2 separate regions of the Homo sapiens genome follow, and region 1 is linked to region 2. A link is a loop called in an ENCODE intact Hi-C map of the cell type or tissue named here. Cell type or tissue: GM12878. All regions are shown on one strand. Links, peaks and the distances in the headings refer to the core of each region. The heading gives the core; the rest is flanking DNA.

The links. A loop is a pair of places that touch in the nucleus more often than their neighbours do. Peaks named below come from ENCODE experiments on the same cell type or tissue, not always from the same donor. Only the 100,000 strongest peaks of a DNase experiment are listed, where the experiment ranks them.
Region 1: it touches region 2 in a loop (11-fold over the local background); 23 of 110 quality-filtered maps call a loop at or near these places.

What each region holds. Positions count from the first base shown.
Region 1 is chr17:3,858,606-3,868,838 of GRCh38, forward strand. CAMKK1 (calcium/calmodulin dependent protein kinase kinase 1) reads right to left here. Exons shown (of 16, transcript NM_032294.3): 15 at 7,303-7,406; 16 at 1,710-3,678. The coding sequence ends at 3,606. It overlaps LOC124903897 (a long non-coding RNA gene), which reads left to right. Exons shown (of 2, transcript XR_007065580.1): 2 at 1-175. Among named protein-coding and RNA genes, the nearest start is that of NCBP3, 17 kb to the left of the region's middle. RefSeq lists enhancers at 9,190-9,691, 9,692-10,191. In GM12878, for the core only: a CTCF peak has its summit at 5,265 (motif pointing right); a DNase peak (open chromatin) is centred at 5,246.
Region 2 is chr17:4,069,840-4,080,072 of GRCh38, forward strand. ZZEF1 (zinc finger ZZ-type and EF-hand domain containing 1) reads right to left here. Exons shown (of 55, transcript NM_015113.4): 19 at 8,044-8,203; 20 at 7,029-7,150; 21 at 6,798-6,920; 22 at 5,424-5,590; 23 at 5,258-5,339; 24 at 4,311-4,512; 25 at 2,769-2,917; 26 at 845-1,085. Among named protein-coding and RNA genes, the nearest start is that of ZZEF1, 68 kb to the right of the region's middle. In GM12878, for the core only: a CTCF peak has its summit at 5,194 (motif pointing left); DNase peaks (open chromatin) are centred at 4,512, 4,962 and 5,162; H3K4me3 peaks cover 901 bases; H3K27ac peaks cover 1,980 bases.

The DNA.
Region 1 (10,233 bases), core at 639-8,638, 210 kb before region 2:
GGACAAGGTTTGAGGAGCTTCCGGAGAGCTGAACACATGGAGGTCCCTGGAGGGTGGCATCCTGGGGGGACATGGAAGCTCTCCACCCCTCCCCCGTCCTTTGCCCTGTGCATCTCCCCTCATCTGTATCCTTTGCCAAATCCTTTATAATAAACCGGTAAACGTGTTTCCATGAGTTCTGTGAGCCGCTCCAGCAAATTAATCAAACCCAAAGAGAGGGTTGTGGGAACCCCAACTTGAAGCCGGTGGGACAGAAACTCCAGAGGCTGGGACTCATGACTGGTGTCTGACTGAGGGACTGTCTTGTAGGCTTGTGTCCTCAACCTGTGGGATCCGATACTGTTTCCAAGCAGACAGTGTCGGAATTGAGTTAGAAGACACCTGGCTGGGGTCTGCTGCAGAAGGGATATGGGGGTGGGGGGGACTCCACATGGTTGGTCACAGAAGTCTTTTTTTTTTTTTTTTTGAGACGGAGTCTTGCTCTGTCGCCCAGGCTGGAGTGCAGTGGCGCAATCTCAGCTCACTGCAACCTCCACCTCCCGGGTTCACGCCATTCTCCTGCCTCGGTCTCCTGAGTAGCTGGGACCACAGGTGCCCGGCTAATTTTTTGTATTTTTAGTAGAGACGGGGTTTCACCGTGTCAGCCAGGATGGTCTCGATCTCCTGACCTCATGATCCGCCTTCCTCAGCCTCCCAAAGTGCTGGGATTACAGGCGTGAGCCACCGCGCCCAGCCGGTCACAGAAGTCTTCTGTGTTCACTGTTGTAGTGTGAGAGCAGACGAAAACGTTTGCATTGTTTGCATTCAAACCCCATGGGAGGTGGGCGCGGTGGCTCACGCCTGTAATCCCAGCACTTTGGGAGGCCGAGGTGGGCAGATCACCTGAGGTCAGGAGTTCAAGACCAGCCTGGCCAACATGGTGAAACCCCGTCTCTACTAAAAGTACAAAAAATTAGCTGGGGCATGGTGGCGGGCACCTGTAGTCCCAGCTACTTGGGAGGCTGAGGCAGGAGAATCGCTTGAACCCAGGAGGAAGAGGTTGCAGTGAGCCGAGATCTTGCCATTGCACTCCAGCCTGGGTGACAGAGCAAGTCTCAAAAAATCTCAAACAAACAAACAAAACACCCCACGGGAACATTCCCATTAAATCAATAAGGGAACTGAGGCTCCTCCAATGACCTGCCAAAGGTCACACAATTTTTAAGTAGCAAAGCTTGGATTCAAGCTCAGGGCTGTGTGACCTTAAGGATGACTCTTTTCGTCGCTGCCCTGGAGGGCTGTACCATGGGAACAGAGGTGTGGGGTCCCAAAAGTCTGTACCAGTGTCCAAGGCTAAGCGGGGATGGGAGGTCACTGGGCTGGTGTCACAGGCACTCCTGTGACACCACAGGGACCTCTGCCCCAAAAGCAGCAGCTATGGCTCCTACCCGGACCAGACCTTGGCATCCTGAGCCCCTGTGAAACAGGCAGTTCTTCCCAAGGAGTGGCCACGGACCCGCCCAGGAGCCTCAGCTGTACCCTGGACTGCAGCCCGGTCACCTCCTGAGCCAGCCCTTCCCTCTCCCTCCCTCCGCCAAGACCACTTCTCACCACTGTCCTGCTCAGGGACTTAGGGTGCCTCAGACGCTTCCAGAAAATTCAACAAAGCCAGCTGTTCCAGCTGCTGAGAAAGAACGTATATCCAGATGCAGAAAATGTACGCACAAACCTTTTTTTTTTCTTTTTAACTCAAGAAAGGGCTTTTATTGTTTTTAACTCACTTCCTGGGAAGTTAATTTTTAAAACACTCTTATAGAGTTTGCTCATCGCTTGTGCTACATTCAAAAACAACGATGCCAACCAAAACCCTCAGTGACAGGGTGAGCATCCCACCTGGGCCTACCCCTGAGCTTTCCAAGGGTGGGTCCGATCAAAGTGGTCCCCCCAGACCAGATGCTCAAGAAACACTTGGGGATCAGTGATTGGCTCTTAACTTGCCTTCCACTAACTCTATAAAAGTGTTCTTAAAAACAGTACCGAGTAACTTTTTAAGCTTCGGGCCACACTGCCTTAGCCCAGAGGAGCCGGGGAGAAACGTGGACCCACTGACAATGGGGCACATTCGGCTCCTAGCCTTAAATAGACGTAGAAACTGTATTACAGATGCATGTACCAGTGCAGGACATACGAGTGAGCTGTGTGCAACAGATGAGCACGCGACATGCACCCACAGGCGCGGAGATGCAGCGGGATCCGGGTTTCTCCCCCAGCCAGCCTCCCTTCTCCAAACAAGCCCTCCTCCAACAGGACACCCACACCTGTGGCCAAAAGCCCTTGTCCATCCATGTTTCCAGGGCAGTGTCCGAGTCCTGCGTGACCCTGTGGGGGTCAACCTCTATGAGCATTCGGTCAGCAAATGCCACGTCGGCCAGCCGGACACTGATCCCAGAGAGAAGGTGAAGGCTGCTCCGGAAGAGCTGTGTCTGCACGCGCTCCAGCACCCCCGCTCTGAGCAGGCTGACTGCTGATGTCCTCAGGGTGAGGCAATTGCCGCAGAGGCCACCTGCCAGCGTGCACACCCCTCCAGGTTCTGTGTCTCGTGATCCCTCCGACCTGGACAGTTTGTCCTTCGTTGTAGGAGTGTGAGTGCAGCTCTTGGGCCCAGATGGGTAGGCCGGTGTAGGAGGAGAGGCTGGGTTCCAGTTATTTCAGCATGCGCAGGGCCACAGGCCTGTCGCGTCCATGGCCCTCGGTCAAAGTCAGCCCTGGTGTCTTCTCCAGCCTCAGCTCTAGGGGCATCATCAAGGGAGAGAGTGAGATGGGCAGGGACGATGTGGTGCTTCCGCTTCAGGCCTCTGCTCAGAGCTTGATTCCGTTCAGTCCACTTTCCAGATAACGCCGAATGCGAAACACAGTCCAGGAAAGTTAGTTCCATCCACTTGGCTGCCAAATAATCTTGGGCTGTGCTGGGAACCACGGAAGATGTAGGAAAGCTCGTGAGATGTTCCCAAGCAGGGCCTCTCCCCGAACCCCCAGGTTAAAAACAAAAGTAAAAGACAACAAAAAAGGAATCAGAATTCTCCAACACTGGCCCTGTCCCCAGTGAGGGGTCCGAGCCCCCATACCAGCGTCTGAATAGACAAGAGCTCTGGTGCCACCACCCCAAGGTGGGCAGGGTACCCCCCTCTCCACCATATGCCTGTGGCAGCTGAGCCAGGCCTGCCCGGCCCCAGCGGGAGGTCTCTTCCGTTGTGGTAAGCCTGGCCTCCACCTGCCATCTTGGTCTCCTGCCTCTGCCTCCTGCCCCAGGCCATGCCAACCAGCCGGGTGGCATTTCTGAGGCTCCATGGGCACCCGGTTTCCCCACAGAATGGGTCAGGCCAAGGAGGTCCAAGAAGAGGAGGATGGCCTCGTGGGAGCCCTGCCCCCAAGACCCCAAATGACATACATTCCAGTCTGTCCCTGGACGTGCGTGCGTGGAGGTCATGCAGCACGATGGGGGAGGGGCGGGAGTGGGGCTGCAGTCCCCAGCCCCCTGCCTGCGGGGGCGGCTGTTGCATGAGGGGTGGGCCTCTGGAGGCGCGGGATGAGTGTGCTGCCGGGTGGCCCTGGGTGCATGCAGGGGCTCAGGATGCAGCCTCGTCTTCCTGGACGCCGGGGAGCTCTGGGCTCTTGCCCCCTTCACCAAACCCTTCTTTCCTGTTCAGGGGACACCAGGGACAGAGGGACCTCAGGGTCAGAATATGCACTCAGGGAGACACTCTCCCTCACACACACAGGAATCTGAATCCCACATCTCTCAAAGCCCCCTTCACCCACTGCCCCAAGCTTGGCCTCCCTCTGGCCTCCCTACATCACGGCAGTTGCTCCTTGCCGGTCTCTCAGCCCCCAGTCTCAGCCCGCAACGCCTCCGTGGCCCCCCATTGACCAGAGATGAAGTCTAAACCTCCCAGCACGGCCTCTGGAGCTGCTCACAGTCTGACCCAGCTGACTTCCCTACATCCTCCAACTATCAGCCTAATCAAGGGCCTTCTCTCTGTGTGTGTGGTTTTGTTGTTGTTTTGAGACAGCGTCTCGCTCTGTCGTGCAGGCTGCAGTGCAGTGGTGCAATCTCAGCTCATTGCAACCTCTGCCTTCCAGGCTCAAGCGATCCTCCCACCTCAGCCTCCTGAGTAGCTGAGACTACAGGCACATGCCACCACGCCCAGCTAATTTTTGTATTTTTTTATCTCTATAAAAACAGGGTTTCACCATGTTGCCCAGGCTGGTCTCAAACTCCTGGGCTCAAGCGATCCATCCACCTCAGCCTCCTAAAGTGTTGGGATTGCAGGCGTGAGCCACCGTGCCCGGCCTGAGGGCCTTCTGTGTTGACCTCAGTCATCCCCCAGCAGATCTGGGTAGAGAGGCTTTCATTTTGCATTTTTCTTTGCCTTGTTCACAGGGCAGAGTCCATCTATCAGTCTTGGGATTCTGTCACATATTCAACAGATTTCTATATCTAGTTTTCCTCCCAAAATGTCTCTTTTTAAAATAACCAGTAAATGGGTTTTGATATCTTTAAAAAGGACCAACTCCACTTAACTCTACTACTGAGTTTCTACAATTATCCCAAAGTATAAAAAACTCTATGGCCGGGCACAGTGGCTCACGCCTGTAATCCCAGCACTTTGGGAGGCTGAGGTGGGCAGATTACCTGAGGTCAGGAGTTTGAGACCAGCCTGGCCAAAATGGTGAAATCCCGTCTCTAATAAAAATACAAAAATTAGCCGGTGTGGTGGTGGCATGCACCTGTAATCCCAGCTACTTGGGAGGCTGAGGCAAGAGAACTGCTTGAATGTGAGAGGCGGAGACTGCAGTGAGTTGAGTTTGCGCCACTGCACTCCAGCCTGGGCAACAAGAGTGAAACTCCATCTCAAAACAAACAAACAAAAAACCAAAGCAGTCTATCAAGGATAAATATTGGGACTTGATGATGAAGTAAAATCTTCTTTCAAAGTTAAACGTGGAGGCTGGGTGTGGTGGCTCATGCCTGTAATCACCTGGCACTTTCGGAGGCCAAGGTGGGCAAATGGCTTGAGGCCAGGAGTTTAAGTCCAGCCTGGGCAACATGGCAAGACTCCATCTCTATTTTTTTTTTAAAAAGCTCTACCCCAAATTAAACTTGGGTCACAGAATTCTAGAATTTTATAGCTGGAAAGTATTAAGCCCAATCTTGTCACTCTGTTTGCCAGGTACAAACTAGACACTAAATGTATCCTTATCCTGTGTCTGGCTTGTTCCACCACTAGGGGGTGCTGGACCACAGGCTCTGAGTCAGAAGGACCAGGTGTCCGTCCACCTGCTGTCCTGGCATAATTATTATTACTTTTTTTTCTTTTTTTTTTTTGAGACAGGGTCTGGCTCTGTCACCCAGGCTGGAGTACAGTGGTGCAATCTCAGCTCACTGCAACCTCCACCTCCCAGACTCAAGCAATCCTCCCACCTCAGCCTCCTGAGTTGCTGGGACTACAGGCACCCACCACCACGCCCGGCTAATTTTTTTTTTTTTTAGAGATGGGGTCTTGCTATGTTGCCCAGGCTGGTCTTGAACTCCTGGCCTCAAGCAATCCTGCCTTGGCCTCCCAAAGTGCTGGGATTATAGGCATGAGCCACCATGCTGGCATAATAATTATTATTTTTTGAGACGGAGTCTCACTCTGTCGCCCAGGCTGGAGTGCAGTGGCGTGACCTTGGCTCACTGCAAGCTCTGCCTCCCGGGTTCACGCCATTCTCCTGCCTCAGCCTCCTGAGTAGCTGGGACTCCAGGTGCCCGCCACCACGCCCAGCTGATTTTTTGTATTTTTAGTAGAGACGGGGTTTCACCGTGTTAGCCAGGATGGTCTCGATCTCCTGACCCTGTGATCCACCCGCCTCGGCCTCCCAAAGTGCTGGGATTACAGGCGTGAGCCACCGCACCCGGCCGTGCTGGCATAATTATTAATGGCTTCCCCTTTCACTCTCAAAAATGTCCCCATTTGGACGTCAAATTATATATGCCCCCTCTCCCCCTACACTAAGCACAATTCCAGCATCAGGGGCCTACATTCCTGGATGAGCTCAGAGAATCCTCCCCCAACCGCAACCACCTCCCTGAAGAGATGACAGAAAAGCTGCAGTTGGGACCTCCAGGCCTCTCCCAGGCCCCCCACCTCATTATGAGGCTCTCCCTGGGTGCAAGCCACCTCCAGCAGGGAGCAGATGTCAGCTTGTCCACTACGAGGGGTCCCGACCCTTCTGAAGGGCCCTCTTATGAGAGGGAGGCCTCACGGGAAACCAACATGGTGGTCCCGGACAGGCCTGGTGACAGCGTGAAGCCAAGGCACCCGGACAGCGCCTGGCACTCACCCCTCTGGGGAGTGCGCCTTCCACACAGAGCAGGCCAGGGTGGGGCAAACAACTCCCACCAGCCCCTTCCCCAAAGCTTCCCTCCGGGGCCAGAGGAAGGCAGTGGCTGTCCCAGGACCACGCTGTGGTTCAGGACCCCACTGGTTTTCTCTCTGCAGGTTTGTGTACAAACTCCAGCACAGGCCTTATTAGCATCCCAGACTGGCTTTTATTATAGTGAAGAAGGTGGATCTGCTGAGGACGAGGCGCACAGGCTTGGGGAGCTGCTTTTCTGGACCCTCCTAGGAGGTGGTGAACCCACAGGCGTGGCTCACCATAGGGAGCCCTCGGCCAATGCGGGTTCCTCTCCCGTGGTCCACCGGCCAGCCTGTCCCTGCTTACTCACTGAACAAGCACTCACAAAGTGCTGACTGGGCACAGAGCCCCAGCAATGGCTGCAGGCAGCCTGGGCCACTTGGGAGAGCAGCCAACAGTCCCCAGGGCCAGGCAGAGGGGCCAGCACCCCTCCTCTACAGCCCGCCAGCCTCCTACAGGAAGCCAACATCAGCCTGTCTGCAAACCTCTGCCAGGCTGCCAAGGGCTGAGGGGGCCACAGATTTGAAGCCCCAGAGGGGCTGGACCCAGTGAGAGAGTGACATCAAGCTGCATGGAAGAAGGGTCTTCCTGTCCCATGGAGGGGCTGCGTGAGCTCCTCATCCCTGGAAGTGTGTGTGTGAGGGATGCTGGCCCCAGGAATGAAGCAAGAGCTGGGCCCAAAAGGTCCCTTCTAGCCCCGACTAACCTTGGGGACAGAGATGCAAATGGGGCCAACACCGAGACCTGGCCAAGTCCCCAGGCTCTGGCCTTGGCCCAACGACAGTGAGAGTGGGAGGATGGGCCTCAGACCTCCCCACCCAACTCCAGGGAGTGCCCGGCAGTCCCTGGCCCACCAGTACTTACACCAGTAGGTTTCCTGGAGCAGACATGGATCGCTCTTCCCTCCGTGCTTGGGGCTCAAACGGGTTCCCAAAGGAACGCTTCCTCAGCATGGACTTCACCAGGATCTGAGGAGGACAAGGCAGCGTGAGGAGCACAGGTCCCAGGCTCCCAGACACGCAGCCTCTGCTCCGATTCCCCGAGAGCAGCTGCCAAGGGGGCCGCAGTGCGGGTCCCATCTCAATCAGCACAGCATGAAATGGCAGAGGCAAGAACACGGGGCGCTGGCAGCTGGGGGCATATTCCTGGAATGGTGAGGAGCCGGATGCCACTGGTACATGAGGAGGGGGCCGGGACCAGCCCATGAAGGGTCCGCAAGGCCAGGCTGAAAGAGTGGGGAGGGCCAGGGCTGGAAGTGGGAGTCCATTAGAAGATACCTTCTCGCTACGGCAGCAATGCCATGGAGGGATGCTGTGCCATCCTTCCCGCCTTCCGGCCGCCGAGAAGATGCCAAGATGCTACTGCAGGGCGGCCCGGGAAGCGGCTGAGCCGCAGCCGGTGGCCCAGTCAGTGGGGCTGCCAGGAGGGGAACAGCTGCCGCAGCCTGGCTCTCTGCCTTTGTCCCTCCTCCGTGACAAGGACGGTTCCATGCCGTGCCCACAGACACGCCGACTCACACGCATGCAGAGAGGCAGCGGCACACTTGCCAGTCCCTTCACTCCCTCGCTTGTGTCCATCCATCCCGTCAACACTGGTCACCACTGGCTGCCTACTGGGTGCTGGCCACTACTCTAGGCCCTGGGGCCACACTGAGGCCAGAATTCCTGCCCTCATATAGCCTTTTTTTTTTTTCAGACGGAGTTTTGCTCTTGTTGCCCAGGGCTGGAGTGCAGTGGCACAATCTCGGCTCACTGCAACCTCTGCCTCCCCGCTTCAAATGATCCTTCCGCCTCAGTCTCCTGAATAGCTGGGATTACAGGCGTCCACCACCACACCCGGCTAATTTTTTGTATTTTTAGAAGAGACGGGGCTTCAGCATGTTGGCCAGGCTGGTCTCAAACTCCTGACCTCAAGTGATCCTCCCGCCTTGGCCTCCCAAAGTGCTGGGATTACAGGCGTGAGCCACTGCGCCCAGCCATCATACAGCTTATATTCTAGTTGGGGGAGACAGGCGATAAGTAAAGAAGAAAAATCAGTAAATTATGTATGTCAGTAAGTGGAAAGGAAAAAATAAAACAAGGGAATGGCGATGAGGTGTGAAGCAGGGGAGGCTGAAGCTACAGGGTCAGGGAAGGCTCGCTTCTCTCTAGGAGGGGACCCTGGCGTAAAAAGCCGAAGGAAGTGAGGGAGCGAGTCCCGTGGCCATCGGGGGTGGGACTCCCCGGGCAGAGGGAAGCGAAGTCTGAAGGCTCTGGGGCAGCCCCTTCCATGGCACGTGGCCAGAGACGAGTGCATGATGGCGGGACGGTGCACGAGCCCCGCAGAAAAACAGGGCGGGTGGTGGGGCACAGGCTGGAGGTCTGATTCTGAGGGACACAGCAGCCCGAGTGAGAAGCAGGCTCTGAGCTGGGAGGTGACACACTCATGCCACTGGGACCATGCTGGGTGCTGAGTTGAGCATTGACCAGGGGGACAGGGAGTGAGAGTAGAAGCAAGGGACAGCGTGGGAGGTTGTTCCAGTGGTCTGAGAGAGAGGAGATGGTGGCTAAGATCAGGCAAGTGGTCATGGGGACCCCGTGGGAGTTGCCTGGTTCCAGCGACCCCACAGAGTCAAGTAAGCATAGGGGGCAGGGATTGAGCCAGCTGGTCCCAGCTGGGCCGGGACCCTGCAGAGGGGGATAAAGTGCAAGGCCAGGCCCCGCCAACGGCAGTGGCCCTGGCTCTCCTCCTGGCCTTGTGCTTGCCCTGACTCACTTGACTGTCAGGCAGGGGCAGGGCAGGGCTCTCAGTGGCCCCAGGTGGCCACGGGGGACTATGTGAATCACTTCCAAGTGCCAACACAGAAGCTGAGCAGAGGAAGAGGAGCAAAACCGAAATGTGAGCGGGCACTAGGGGAGACACAGGCACTGTCTAATGGATACGCAGGATCTGGGGGAGATGCAGGCACCGTCTAACTGATACGCGGGCTCTGGGGGAGAAGCAGGCGCCGTCTAACTGATACACAGGATCTGGGGGAGAAGCAGGCGCAGTCTAACTGATACGTGGGCTCTGGGGGAGAAGCAGGCGCCGTCTAACTGATACGTGGGCTCTGGGGGAGAAGCAGGCGCCGTCTAACTGATACGTGGGCTCTGGGGGAGAAGCAGGCGCCGTCTAACTGATACGTGGGCTCTGGGGGAGAAGCAGGCGCCGTCTAACTGATACGTGGGCTCTGGGGGAGAAGCAGGCGCCGTCTAACTGATACGTGGGCACGGGGGAGATGCAGGCACCGTCTAACTGATACACAGGATCTGGGGGAGACGCAGGCACTGCCTGATTGATACGCGGGCGCTGGGGGAGACGCAGGCCCATCTAACTGATATGTGGGCTCTGGGGGAGACACAGGTGCTGCCTAACTGATACGTGGGCTCTGGGGGAGACGCAGGCGCCGCCTAACTGATACGTGGGCTTTGGGGCCACTCCTCCAATCCAAAGGCTGCCCAGGCCGTTCCCCTGCCTTGTCCTCGGCACCTTGTGCAGTGCCTGGAGAACGGAAGCTCAGTAACTGTCTGGACGGAATGAAATGCTTCTTCCAGTCACGGTGACTGCTGCCGCTGAGCAAGGGCCATCTATTTCTTTCTTTTTTTTTTTGAGATGGAGTCTCGTTCTGTCAACCAGGCTGGAGTGCAATGGCGTGATCTTGGCTCACTACAACCTCCACCTCCCAGGTTCAAGCGATTCTCCTGCCTCGGCCTCCCCAGTAGCTGGGACTACAGGTGCCCACCACTGCGCCCGGCTAATTTTTTTGTATTTTTAGTA
Region 2 (10,233 bases), core at 1,111-9,110:
AACAAAACAAAACAAAATGAGCAACAGTCAATTACCCACTCTAGTGGAAGGAAGCTCTGTTTTTGCTTCTCCCGCCTGCGCTGCGTGGAGAAGACATACCCTGCCAGGCGGTTAGGAAGCCCATGCCTTATCTCTAGGTAGGGCTTGAAACACTTTTCCCCTGAATTAGTATGAAGGTAGAGAGAGACTCTCCCTCCGTGTGGGTCCTGCTAGGCGGCAGGGAAGCAGGGTAAATACAGAGATGGCATCCCTAAGAGACATGAGGAAAAGAGATGGTGAGGAGAAGGTTATCAGCAAAGGAAGCCTAGTGGGGTGATGCTACGAAGGCGCTGCAAGCTAGCTAAAGGTAATAGTTAATACCTACAGCTTCCTCCTTGGTTATTACTACATTCAAGAACTTAAACATCTGTGGTTTTAATTGGAATTTCTTAGAATGTTAGAGCGAATCACCCTTAAACCAATTTTACAGATAAAGAAACTGAGGTGCAGAAAGGTCGTCTGATTAACCTGAAGCTGCACAACTTTTGAGTTTTTGCACTGGGACCAGGACCCAAGTTAAGGTTTCTTTCCATTAAATTTCTCAGCAGTTTTCCATGAGAATTCTGGATAAAGATAATTTACCTGCTAATTTTGCAACTCAAGGTTAGGTGCCACACATTATAATCTGCTAACCATAAAGTGGCCATGAATCTTTTAATAGGCAAAGTAGAACCAACAAGATGATGTTTACAGTTATAGAAATGTGTTTATATTTTAAAATATTTTAAATGTTCACTTAAGATAGGCTTTCTTAAAACTTAGCAATTAGCCTTCAGATCAAAAATATTCCCTGTAATAAAGTTACCATATTTTTGCAGCTTCTCATATAAATCTGGAGTGCGATACACCAGAGCAGCAAAGGTGGCGTTCACAGCTTGATCAATAGTGGAACCAGCAACTATATCTGTCTTTGGGGCCTGTTTTCTACATGCCTGTATGAATCCTTTGAAAAGTTCTGAATATGGCCCACAGAAGTTCTGAGCAGGCTCTGACTGGGCAAAATCAAGAAGAAAATGGCGGCAGGGGTCGTCAGGAATGTTCTTAACCTGGAAACAAAAAATAAACCCATCACATTTAACACATTCATTCAAAAAATAAAATTTATTGAGCAAACTATTAGGCCAAAGCAGAAGTATAAAACACAGTGAACACTCTCCGGAAGTTTAAATCTATTTTAGGAAGACCAGACAGAGATATGAGTTAAAAAAAGATAAACATAAATAAAACATTAAAAGCATTAGAACTAGCATTCCCGTAAAGCAAAAGATTATCAAGTGCCAAATGCCTAGAAGGGATACCCAGTGCTGAGAATTCAAAGGAGAGAGATCCTGGTAGGTTAAAGTAATTAAGAAAAGCCTCCTGGAGGATATGGGCTTTGGCCTGGACCCTGAAGGATTGGCAGATTTGGCTCTGAGGAACATAACCATTAGCAGAGGTTACGAGTCAGTGGGGAGACTGACCTGGCCTGAAGTCTCAGCTGGGGAGTGATGGGAACTAGAGTCAGATAGGTAAGGTGAAAGGAGACTGCAGAGAGCCTTGACTGTCACATTGAGGAGTTAGACTTCACCCTGTGGGCAATGGGGAGCCATTAATGGTGCTTGGCAGTGGAATGACAAGATAATGCAGTGATTATAAAAAAAACTTGGTAGGTACGAATGTCATAAGGCAGGTGCAAATGAGGGCCCGGATAAAGATGCAGACAGAGGAAAGGACAGAGATGAACATCATGAGGAAGAATCCACAGGACCTGCAAGCTGACTGGACAGGAATGGGGAGACAGGTGAGGACAGGGGATGCTAGGGAGCAGTGGCTTCAGGCCTGGGGAACACTGACCACCACAGAAGTGACCGGTCTTTGGTTTTACACTTCTGAGTTAAGGGGAGTCAGGACATTTAAATGGAAATGCCTCACAGGAAGATGGAAACAGGTACTTGGAGCGGGGAGAAAACCAGACCTGGAGACTGATATTAGGAATTAGGGCCACAATGTTTGACAGGAGAAGAAAGTGGAGAGGATGAAGTCTTGGTGGGCTGTGGGGAAGGGAAGAAAGCCTGAATAAAGCCTACCCTTTAGGGAAGGAGGAATATGAAAAGTCAATGAAGGAGGCAAGTGGGCAGTCAGATGTAAGAGAAGACAGCGGACTAGCATGGATCCAAAGAAGAGAGGGTCTGAAGGAGCCAAATTTAACAGAGGCAAGGAGAACAGAAGCTGAGGAAGAGCCACTGGATTTGGCAATTAACTACTGAATAACGTGGGGCAGGGCAGGGAGGGGAAGGAAGAAAAGTAGAATACAGAAATAGAGGGAAGGAGAGGTGAAAAATAAAGACAGGGCAAACTTTTTAGTTTTTAAAATCTTATACACCTAAATCATGTGCTGTAATTCTAAGGAGAACAAAAGGTATAGCACAAATCATTGCTCTAAAGCTTGACTCAGTAGGCACTAGAAGTACACTCAATTGTTTGCCTGATAACTCCATCAACAGAGATTTACTGAGCACCTCCTACATTTCACCCAAGTCACGCATTCAGTATTTCTGAACACCTATTGCGCACTGGCCCCTGTGGGACACGGTGGCGTTAACAAGTTAACAAGGTATAGTTTCTGGCCTCAAGGAGCTAACTGCTTAATACGGGTAGTAAGATAGAAACACAAGTGTTTATAACTTAAAGTAATAAATACTTGCAGGCAGTTTCCAGTCTAAATAGAAAGAAAACGGAAGAGTAAATACCTCCTTACTATTCCGGTGTGGGTGAGTGGGCCAGCTTGCTTCTAATTCCAACTCTGGACAAACCTGATGCCTGAAGACAGGTTTCCACAGTGGGGAGCTTAGGACTAATGCCATTTTTGCCTGAGGTACTACCATGTTACTTCCTAACTCTAGAAAGAGAAGAAGACATATGACAGTTCTATTTTTGCCTTAATATATTGAGAATCTTTGAAATGAGAAAGAAAAGGTTAAAAAAAACCATGGATACTATTAAAACTTAGAGAAAGTTTACCCACATACCAGAATGTAATTGTGATACTTTGTAAACACATACCACAGATTAAGCTAAACCACCAAGTCCTGAAATACTGCTGCTCTGTGGAACAACTTCAGTTACAAGGTACCTTGGAAATGACTAATCTGTTTATAGTAAGCTGAAAATAGGATATGAACCATTTCTGGCATATAACACGAGGCCATTCAGGAACATTTAATTATGGAAAAACATTCACAATTTGTAAACTTAATTCTGTAGCAAATAATAAATATCCAGCATAGATGTGTTTAGAATAGGCAAAGAGAAAAGAATAGGTGGAAATAAAAATGCTAATAGCTATTTCTTTCTTTCTTGGAGAAATATTAAAAAAATCAGTTACTTCTGAGTGTTAGGATTAAGGATGATTCTATTTTCCTTTGTTTTTTTCCACTATGTAATTTTTCTATATTTTACTTCTAAAACTGGAAAAACTCAAGAAATGATCAAGAAATAAAATACAGTAGAAAGTTTTATTCTGTAATTCTTGTTCCCTGGAAGAATTAAATAAACAATTATACTGAACACATCTTTTTCCTTTTGTTTTAAGAGACAAGAGTCTCTCTCTGTTACCCAGACTGGAGTGCAGCAGTATGATCACAGCTCACTGCATGCAGCCTCTAACTCCTGGGCTCAAGTGATCCTCCTGCCTCAGCCTCCCAAGTAGCTGAGACAAAAGGCATATGCCACCACACCTGGCTAATTTTTACATTTTTTTTGGTAAAGATAGGGATCTCACTATGCTGCCCAGGCTGGTTTCAAACTCCTGGGATCAAGAAATCCTCCCACCTTGGCCTCCTAAAGTGCTGGGATTACCAGCATGAGCCACCTTGCTCAGCCCTGAATGAATCACTTTAAAACAAAATCCATAGTCACATATCTACATATATTTACATAAATATTCACATATTTAAAGGATATGCAATCAACTTATTCTATACTCCTGCCTTTTGGTTGGACTATACCTACACCTACTTGCAAAAAAATGACAATGTTGCCAAAAAAAAAAGCTGTTATCCTCCATAGACAGAGAACCCATGGCAGCCTTCCTGCTATGTTCCAAAGTCTAAGGCAAAAAGCTTCGTGACAATGGTATTGAGTGGACACTTTATTCTTTCGGTTTAAAGGAAACTGAAAAGGCGTATTATTAACCCCCTGCCATTACGTGGAAACGACCTACAAGAGGGCAAGCGCGCATCTTGCACTTCACCGTGGTTGTAAGAAGGGAAAGCACAGGGATGTGCACTTACGGCGCACAGACTTGAGCGCCATGCACTGGGAAGCCAGGCGTCCCATCAGCCGGGAGACGAGGAGCTGTAAATCCAGCCCCCAAGACACGGCAACATCGGGCAGCCCACAGGCAGTGACAGTGAATTTGTAGCCCCATTCGTTGTGACTGCTGTCAGAGTGAAAGAGGAACTGCAACCGAGGACCGGCCTTGAAGGTCACTTTCTAGAGACAAACAGAAATCATGTGGTCAGACAGATTAGAGGAGGAGTGCTTCAGAAATCAGCATGCTCTTCATGACGAGAAACATCTCAGTTTAAAATTGATCTCTATTTCCACATGTCCAAAATGACTAACGGAGAAATGTACAAAGGGGTGACGGAAACAGACCATTCACAGCCACACCCCATGAAGAAGGAGAGTTGGCAGAATACTGCTGCTCAGCTTTCTACACCTGGGGTGACCATCTGTCCACTACCGACTCAGCCAGTGGTCACATTTCCATGCCTCTGCTCCTGCCAAGACCACTGACCATGGAGAGAAGGTCAACAGTCTGAGGCAGTACTAAACCTCCAGCCCAAGAGCTCAAGCAGCTCTAACTGTGAGGCAGACTCTTGGCTTCCATCACATGGTCTGGGCCATCCTCCTAGACCCACCAGCACTTCTTGCTAAGGATGAAGGCTCTTCATTTACTCTAGACAACGCTGTCTGCTGCAACTACTCAACTCTGCCACTGCAGTGCCAAAGCAGCTATAAATGATAAACAGGCATGGCTGTGTTCCAAAAAAATTTGTTTACAAAACAGGTGACAGACTATAGCTGGTCAAACTCTGATATAAATCCTTCCTTTCACAAACGTGTAACATAAATGCCTCCCTTCAAAGACCTTACCTCTACTGCCCCCTGAAGGCTGACAAAAGGAAAAGCATTGGTGCAGAAGTAGGTACCTCTTTCTGGGACTATCACTCACCTTGGGCCATTTATCAGTGCCAACTTTTGTGTCATAGCGTGTTTTCCGACCTCTAGCGTCGGTAAATTCCAGATAATCATACCTGTGAAGGCATAACCTCTATTAGCTTCCTTCTCTCATTGCTGACCTATTAGCGCTTGGGGGTGAAAGAATATAGAAGTCTTACCTTTTTTCAGTTTCACACCTGTCATCGAATTCCACTTCAAAATAGGTTGCCCCTGGGCTAACAAAGACGGATACCTCATGGCAATTATTTTCATAGTTGTGGGCAGATTCCTTCGTCCACGTATGTAACACCACAGGCTGTTCCTGTTGCCAGGTCTCAACATCCAGCTATGATAACAAATGAGCCAGGGGAAAGAAAGGTTCTATCACTAGACACCTAGCCACATGCAGCAGACTGTTTCTCTATCAGTGCTCCAGGCAGATGGCCTTGACAGCCCTGCACAAACCAGCAGGCAGGCTCGAAGACAAACCTGACATTCCCATCTTCACACAGATCAACACACGTCCACCACGCAGCCGAGGAGATGTGCTTTTATTACACACAAAAACTCCATGACCAGCTTGTACCTTTTCGCTATGACAGAACTACTTACAAATCATTACCAGTGTGAATTCCCAGTGGAAAAAGTACTGAATGAGGAGTTTAAAGACCTCACATTCCTACCTGGGACACTGGCAAATCTGGATCTACTCTCCCTTCCTCTCCTACCCTTTTCTTTTGAGCGGGGGGTTGGGGGGGGGCCTTTGGTTTTTTACCTGTTAAATATAAATGCCTTTTCTACTGCCACAGAGTTGTGCTCTGTGGCACACAAAAGACACACAAGAAGAAGCTCACACAAGACAGTGATTAAACGTTATGTATGTATAATTAAGTAAGGGAGAAATTTCTTCTAAAGACAAAATGTAATTTGCCTTTCAACATACATTTTCTCTTCTAGACTTCAATTTTGTCACTCACTTACATGGTTTTTATATAACTTCATCAACTATAAAATGATGAGATTCATCTCTACAGCTTTTTCTGCGTCTCCTTTCTTTTTTTTTTTTGAGACGGAGTCTCGCTCTGTGGCCCAGGCGGGAGTGCAGTGGCGCAATCTCGGCTCACTGCAAGCTCCGCCTCCCGGGTTCACGCCATTCTCCTGCCTCAGCCTCCCGAGTAGCTGGGACTACAGGCGCCCACCATCACGCCCGGCTAATTTTTTTTGTATTTTTAGTAGAGACGGGGTTTCACCGTGTTAGCCAGGATGGTCTCGATCTCCTGACCTCGTGATCCGCCCGCCTCGGCCTCCCAAAGTGCTGGGATTACAAGCGTGAGCCACTGCGCCCGGCCTCTGCGTCTCCTTTCTAATGCTGACCAGGCCACATCGACTTGGACTGACATTCACCCTTGTTGGCAAGCCCACTGATAAAATCAAGGGAGCCTTCTAGAGGCTGCTCAGCTGTGCCTATCTGCAGTCCGTGGTCCACTTCACTAAGTGTGTCCCATCACTCCTGAGAGAGAACACGGGGCGGCTCAAGTGCTGACTCGAGTTACCTTCCTCAGTCCTCCTTCGGGGCCACTACAGAGCTTCTTCAGGAGTTCTGTGAGGACGCTGAACTCTCTCAAGAGCACGCAGTGTGGGATGTCTAAAGTGCAGAAGTCCAGCAGGAAGATAACCTAATGGAAGATGGATGAAGCACTCAGCGTCCACCTTAGGCTGGGCCTGGGGATGCAGACCCCCAACCCCCTTCCGGTTCTTTACAAATAGCTGCTAGTTTTTCTTACCAGTTGACGAGCTGCCATTGAAAACACTGAGTTACATAATCTTTCTACTATGGTTTTTCCACTGTACTGTGAGAAAAGGGATTCCAAAATCGCTCTCATGCTTGCCAGAAACTGGCCCACATCTACCGAAACAAAGAAAATAATTAATATATTATATAGTAGAAATGTCACATGCTTGGTTATCACCACAGACAAGAATAAAGAGACTCCAGAAGCTGCAGAGGGGGTTCCACAGCGAAGACCACAAGGCCAGCAAGTGCCGTCCTAATGCATTCCTCCTGGAGGAAGAAGCAGTGCGAATTTCAGTACAAGACTCACTTTTAAAGGGATTTTTTTTTGTCTTTTGATGAAGTAGAGGAGCACTTGTAGAAGTGAAATTCCATGCCTGACTAACCCAGCTGTCAGCCTCTCCTTTTCCTTCTGTTTACAATGAGCCCGTGCATTAGGTGTACCAATCTAACAGGCCAAGCTCTAGGTGGCAGGACCCAATATAAGTGTTTTCGTCACAGCTGCTGGGACCAAGTTTGATGGAACTACATTTTCCACGTATAATTTGTCAGCACCCGTTGGGTTTCATATAATTTTCTGTGAGTTTACAGAACATGAATCTAATTATTCTCGGTAATCAGCAATGGTCACAATGCTCATACACCTTAGATTTCTAAAATTCAAGACTTTCATTTTTAGATGACTTGATTAAAACAGGGATAGACTCTCCTGAAGAGCGAGACATCACGTAAGAGTGCTATATGATTGCAAAAGCAATATTTAGGCTGTGAAATGATCTAATTCTACAATAAAAATACTTAGGCATACCACCACACTCAGAGAGTAAACTCTAGACAAAAAGACATGCTGTTGAATTCTATTTTAATTAGACCAAACCAGTCCAAGAATCTGAATCGTAATGAAGAAAGCCATATGCACACTCATTGCATGAGTTACTAAAGAAGAGAACACTCAGAGTCAAAACCCAAACGCCATCTGTTTTCATGGATTTTATATTGAAACTCACATTTTTCAATAAGGTCCACGGCAAGATCTTTGGCTCCAGAGTCCGTGCTCTTCAGCTGCAGGTAGCACCAGGATAGCAGGCTGCCTTGGACGGACCAGAACAGGGAGAAGAGCACAGAGCCCACCTCCCCTGGGGCCCCACTGAGCATTAACAGCTCGCACTACAAGGGAGGAGACAAACAGAAAGTGTTCGTGACAAGGCCATTCACAGAGCATAGCCAAGGGCATCCTCTAAAGCAGCAGCTGTCACCAGCAAAAACAAACTATAGCCACGGAAAAGTCATGAAACAGCTTTCAACCCAGCAGTCACCAAGAAAGATGGTATTACGAAAACTCCCCTTTCCCTCCAGCTTTTTGGAACCTTTACAAAGGTTTTTTATTCCACATGACATCTCCTTCTACCACCTCAGGAACCTTACCCCCCTGGGTATCTCTTCTTTCTCTTACATCTTAAAATGTCCTTTCTCTGGCTCCTTCCCTCAAGCCTTTAATCAAACCTCTCCCACCTTAAAAAAATCATTATTCATGCCTCCATGGCTCTCTAACCATCACCTTTGTTCTCAAAAGTTTCTTTGAAGGGTTATCTGACCTCCAGATACGGAAGATTGTACACTATATGATTCCATTACAGGTACAACCCAGGCAATACAGATGTGCTGGGTAGGAGTAAGTAGAAAGAAGAACAAGGAAATGGTGAACACAAGCTTCGGGATGATGGTTACGCCTGGCAAGGCAGGAAGAGAGTGAGCCATGAAAAGGCATGTGGATGGAGGGAAATGGACTCAAAGATACTGGGAATGTCTAGTCCTTAAAAGAGACACTTGCCACATTGTTGCAACTACCTGATGACATATTTGCTCCTCAAGACTGTGCTTTTTTAAAATCACTGTATCCCCTGTTCCTAGCACAGGGCCTAACACACAGCAGGCATTCAGTGGATATTTGTTGAATTTGATAGATTCCTGAGAAAAATTTCAGACCAGGTACATTTCTGATCACCTTTAATTTTTTTTCCTGATTGAACCCTAACTCTTTAGTATAACCATAAATGTCTTTTACTAAAAGATAATTCAGGGAAACACATTAATAGCTGCATCTCTAGCAAGGAGGTTTAATGATATCTGTAACTTCTTTTGTACCACAGGTAAGTGAAAGAGAAGAAAAGACACACAACTGATCTCCAAATGGTATATACAATTATGCGAAATTCTCTTGGGCAAAATGCTATCTCATTTCTCCACGTACATCTTAAAATAAATCTGGCCTATCTTATCTAGCAGAAAGAGGACAAGGCTCTGAGTCAAACAGCCCCGGTTTCAGTCCTGGCTCTAGCACCTACCCACTCCTCACGTGCGGGGCAGAATCGACTCCTATGAGAACCAGGTGAGAACGCTGAAGTTTTCTGCCCAATGGCACTGATGATGTAACAACAGAAGAAAGACTGGTGAGGGGGAGAACTCAGTTCAGGCTTCAGGGATCTGAGAAACAGGTAGAATGTAGATGAGCTCCAGAAGAAAGGGAAGGTATGGGAAATGCAGAAATAAGGATGGAGATTCGAATGAGCCATGGCTAACTGGGGCCGAGAACACATACTGATGAGACTGAAGTGAGTTTTTTAAGGAAGACTCAGAGATGGGCAGAAGAGTCTGGAAATAAGCCAGAAAGCAGAAAGTAAGAGAAAATTAATGTGACAGCAAAAAATAGAGCATAGTTTTTTAATTAAAAACAAAGTTGAGGCTTATAAAGTCAACGTTACCCTAGATCTAAATTAATACTAGATCTAAACAGTGGTCAGCCTAAGAGCAACCTTGGCAAATGATAACCTAGGCACCCTACAGGTGCTCTGAGGTCCCCATCAGTGAATTGGGGGAGACACCTGCTGATGGCCTATCATGCCAGGCAGCTGGGAATGAATGAAATCATGGCTCTAACAGCAACTCAAAACAGTAAGGCACCCGCAAAAATGTAAGAGATTTAAAGACACTAAGTTCAGTCAAAAGATACAAGATAAGTTATCAGCCACAAAAGAAAAGTTACCTTCAAGTCCACATCATTAGATACCTCAAAGATGTGGTTTGGACTAGTCTACCACAAAATCTCCTCCAGCTCTCTGGTTCCCATATTTAGCCCAAAGAGATAGTTCTTGGTTTCCTAGTACAGGGGTGCTATCACTTTAGAATCTCTCGGGGTG